2 separate regions of the Homo sapiens genome follow, and region 1 is linked to region 2. Evidence: chromatin loops called from intact Hi-C (ENCODE). Cell type or tissue: PC-3. All regions are shown on one strand.

Region 1 (2,500 bases), 510 kb after region 2:
CCGAAAGAATGAGGAGGAGTAAAGAGGAGAGGACCTGGGATGACTGCAAGGAGAAGTGGGTGGTGTAGTCTGTTAACCTGAGTCATCCTTGATACATTTCTCTCTCAGCCCCCAGAGTCTCAACCAATCATTAAGTCCTGTCAGTCTATTGCTTTTCTCAATATTAGCACCACTCTGGTCGCCAAGTAGGATTTTTAAAAAATCATGTTTCTGTGCTTCAGCACATTTGTCCTCTAATTGGTCTTCCACTAGCCACTTTTGCCAGTCTTTTGTGCGTGTGTGTGTGTGCTGCAGCCCCAGTGAACTTTTCTCAATAAATCTGACAATGTCACACAAGCCCACTTCTTCTCTAGTCTAGCACTTAATTTTTTCAGTGGGTTTCCAGTGCTTTTAAAATTGAGACCAAAATGCTTCAGGCCTAAAAGAGCTGGGGTGATCTGGCCTCAGGCCTACCTTTCTGGTCTTATTTAGCAACATATTTCACCATAATCTCTATGTGCACGAGGCACACCAGCCCTGCTGCAGGGCCATTGCCTGTACTGCTTGCTTTGTCTGGAATGTGCTCTCCTCTACCCACTGTGTTTCACCAGGTTAAGTCATAGTCATCAGTTAAAAAGGAGTTCAAATGTCACCTGCCTGAGGAAACCATTCCCAGCATTTCCCAGACTGGGTCTGTGTCAGCCCCTTTATATACGAAATAGTATGAGTCCTTCTTAAGGGAGTCACTCAAAAGACTACCTCCTGTGGGTGATATTCAAAATATATGTTGACTTCTTTTTTTAGGATTATGCTCAGCTGGTTGCTGGGACAGAAGGGACCAATTGACATGAATAAGACAATATCCTTAAAGAGGAGTCTGGTTTAATGTGAAATAGGTTCCACTGGATTTAAAACGGCAGAGCACTATAGCATTAAGAAAAGCCCTGTGCCTTCAAGTAGCAGGACAGCGACACCATATGGTAGTGAAAAGCATCAGCAATAATGACCTTGTTTAGTCACCTTAATCTCTCGACTATCATTAGAATCACATGGAGAGTTTTGAAAAGAACAATACTGGTAATGCTTGCACAGCTGTATAAATTAACTTTAACGTTATTGAATCTTACGCTTAGAGTGAATTTATAGTATGTAAATTACATCTCAACAAAGGGGTACAAATTTAAAAAATAATACTAACGCCCAGCCTTTGGCCAATTATATTGGAATCTCTGGGGTGCAGCTTGGACATTAACAGCTATTAAAAGCCCCTAGAAAAATTTAGCAATAACTAACAAAAGTATACATGCATTTACCTTTTGACCCATTAATCCTATTTCTAGGAAGTTATTCTGAAAGCACAGCTCCAGCAATACAACTAAATACATGTGCACACTGTTATTCACTGAAGCACTGTTTGTAAATGCAAGTTATGGAAAAACACCAGAATGTCCATACTTAGGGGGAATGGTTGAATAAACTATGGCACATCCACACCATAGAGAGTATTATGGTGTTGTAAAAATGAGTGAAGAATCTCTGGACTGATATTATACTGGTATCCAGAATAAATTTTTTTTTTTAAGACGGATCTCGCTCTGTCGCCCAGGCTGGAGTGCAGTGGTGCGATCTCGGCTCACTGCAACCTCCGCCTCCTGTGTTCAAGCAATTCTCCTGCCTCAGCCTCCCGAGTAGCTGGGACTACAGGTGCGCACCGCCACGCCCAGCTAATTTTTGTATTTTTAGTAGAGATGGGGTTTCGCCATGTTGGCCAGGATGGTCTTGATCTCGTGACCTCGTGATCTGCCCGCCTCGGCCTCCCAAAGTGCTGGGATTACAGGTGTAAGCCACTGCGCCTGGCCTAGGATATGCTTTTAAGTGAAAAAAGTAAAGTGCACATATATCTATAGTATGGTACCATTAGATGAGAAAGAAAGAGATATAAGAAAATATACGTATATTTTCTCATCTGCACAAAAAGAAATATAGGAGGGTAAAAGTAGAAACTACTGTGATTGGTTATTTACAGAGATCAGTGGGAATGGGGTGGAAAGAATAGGGGAATGGGAATGGTTAGAAGGAATGAAGTGGGATACTTCTGCAAGTACATCTTCTGGGATGTTTCTAACTTCTTGAACCAAGTAGTGTTTCACATATTTAAAAAACTAATTTATATTAACCAGGATGTGTGGGAAACCAAAATAGAACACAAACAGTAACCAATGCATGTAACGCAAAATTAATACCACAACCATAATAAATGGGATAAAAAAGAATGAATCTAAGTAATACTGAAAAACAGCCTTTTAAATATATTCTATAAGGGCAAAGATAAAAAAAAACTGCACAAAAATATTGTACCCTTCTCAGGAAATTCATTTTTCATTTTCCTTCTCAGGAAAATGTGTCAGTAATTCTAAAACTATATGTATTCTAAGATTGAACAAATAAGTAAACAAATTGTGAATAATGAGAGCCAGTTTCTCCCTATCAGACAAAAGAGTTACAGATGAGGAAATGGGGA
Region 2 (2,500 bases):
AATTGATCAAAGGGTGGTCATGTGGCCCAAAACAAGCCAATCAGACTTCTTCCCTAGCTTTTTTTCAAAACTTTATGGGAAAGGAGGGCTCCTTCTCTCCAGTTAGAGAGCCATGAGCCCAGATGTGAGCCTGGAAACTGTAAAGAGCCAGAAAAGAAGCAGAGGGGAAAAAGACAATGAGCAAAACACTCAGAGACGCAGGAGGGAGAAAGAGTCCTGCTGGCATTCAGAACCCTGTGTCAGGTCTTTCTGAATCACCCATTTCCTCTGTCCTTCTGGCTGTCTGGTTACCTGAGTCATTACCTTCGCATTCTTCTGAAGCTATTTCCTATTGTATTTCTGCCGTGTGAAACCAAAGGGTGTTCCCCAGCACAAGGGTTTGGAATTGCAGCGCTCTGTATGAGCTCTGGTAAGCCTCCTTGGCCTAGTGAAGCAGACAGGTGCCAGATCAGAAGCTTTATTAAGATAATGAGGGAGGAGGCCGGGCACTGTGGCTCACACCTGTAATCCCAACACTTTGGGAGGTCGAGGTGGGTGGATCATTTGAGTCAGGAGTTCGAGACCAGCCTGGCCAACATGGAGAAACCCCGTCTCTACTAAAAATACAAAAATCAGCTGGGCATGGAGGCGTGCACCTGTAGTCCCAGCTACTAGGGAGGCTAAGGCACCAGAATCACTTGAACCCAGGAGGCAGAGATTGCAGTGAGCCCAGATTGTGCCACTGCACTCCAGCCTGGGTGACAGAGCGAGACTCTGTCTCAAAAAAAAAAAAAAAAAAAAGAAAAAGAGGGAGCTAATGATGCTCTCATTGGAGGGAACTCATTGTATTACCTTTTACCTATTAATATAACTGTGCCTTCACTTAACATTAATGCAAACAATCCTTGTTGAATACCTGCCCTGTATTTCCCTCACCAGTTTTTGGCCTTTTAAATTGAATTCATGCATACCCGTTCTTCTTTCCTGCTTAATTTGATTCAGCCTACTAGGAAAGGTAAAAGGGAGGATTCCACTTATGCCCGTAACTGTGAAAATGCAACATATCTTTAGTGGAAAATTTACAAACAACCACAAGATGGGGCTGTTATGCAAGGAAGTAAAAGTTAATGGTTGGCGGGAAGAGGATGCAACAGTTTCCAGCATCCAGGATAGGATATTTAAATCTTTCCTCACTAGAAAATAAGGAAAGGAAAATATTTTAAGAACATATATTCATAAAATCAAAGCACTACTTATAACAAATTCAGGGATTACTCTTTTTAACAATCTAGTGTTCCTTTTTGGGAAAGTGATACATAATTATTATAGTAGATATTTTCCGCCTATATCAAGGTTGATTGCTTGTCTTTCTTCCGGGTTTTCTTCATCCTCATTCTTCTGTCGCTTTCGATGAAAAGCCATAACATAAAACCAAAATACATGCATTAATTTATTAATTTATTTACAGACTTCTATGTCCTCTGTATTCAATTTCAAAGACAAAGAAATAGCATTTGATATATTTGATTAACATACTCGTTTCCTGGTGTCTTCCACCTCAATCTAAATTAAATCACTTTGACCTCATTTTTCCCCCCTTGGGTTTGCAGTTTGAAGATCTGGAAAATTCTTGATTAATAGCAATAATGTAAGGTAGCCACGTTTTTAGAAAATCCAAAAGAAGCAAGAGGAAAGTAACCCTGCATAGCCCTTTGCCTTACGAGAGACTACAGCATTTGCTGGGGCAAGATGACCACAGAAGGCAGCCCGCAGGAGAATGCCCATTCACCCTGGAGCTGTGCAAAGCAAGAAGTCTGCAGGTAGATGCAGGGGAAGCCACAAAGAGGAAGCATTCCTGTTCCTTCTAGGGCACAGTCCAGTCTGCGTTGCGCTAACTCAAAACTGGGAGCCTTCTGTTGAGAAATGGGAAACCTAAAAATAGACCTGCAGAAAGTACTTTGACCTTGGCTTGAAAGTCAGCCCAGTGCTATGACAAGAAAAGCCTTTTCCATGAAGATTATGTTCTTAAAAGCCATATTTCATCTGCACACAGACTCCCAGTAAAACCACACTCAGAAAATGTGCGTCTTGGCTATCCTTCAACTGTAAAATCATTATGTTTGGCTCTGGTTATTCTGGACATTAGATGTCTATGTAAGGGTTTCTTTCTGAAATTCCTTGTACAAAATGTTAGGGGTTATAAACTGGATTAATAGCGACATTTAAGCAAATCTGCTATTACTGTGTGTATCCAATACCTTATGATTTTTGGAAAGAATTCAAGGACAAAGCAGAAAAACTGTTGTATTCAAGTAATTCAGAATGTACATGCTTTAGAATTAACTACAATAAACTAATAACTTTTCCTGAAAAAATCTAGCCAGAAAGCCAAGAGAATATATTTCATTAAAGCTTTAGTAATTAAATCCAAAATTAAAGGGTACTGTCCTATAATTTCTTGCATGTGTTAGAATTATAATATTTAAAATTTGCAATATCAAAGCATTTCAGGAGACCATCA

The links. Hi-C counts contacts between places; a loop is a spot of excess contacts. Peaks named below come from ENCODE experiments on the same cell type or tissue, not always from the same donor. Only the 100,000 strongest peaks of a DNase experiment are listed, where the experiment ranks them.
Region 1: it touches region 2 in a loop (14-fold over the local background); 90 of 110 quality-filtered maps call a loop at or near these places.

What each region holds. Positions count from the first base shown.
Region 1 is chr2:157,496,257-157,498,756 of GRCh38, reverse strand. No RefSeq gene overlaps it. Among named protein-coding and RNA genes, the nearest start is that of CYTIP, 53 kb to the right of the region's middle. In PC-3, a CTCF peak has its summit at 943; a DNase peak (open chromatin) is centred at 946.
Region 2 is chr2:158,009,044-158,011,543 of GRCh38, reverse strand. It overlaps a transcript of UPP2 not described here. Among named protein-coding and RNA genes, the nearest start is that of UPP2, 92 kb to the left of the region's middle. In PC-3, a CTCF peak has its summit at 1,050 (motif pointing right); DNase peaks (open chromatin) are centred at 303 and 1,063; H3K4me3 peaks cover 527 bases; H3K27ac peaks cover 1,031 bases.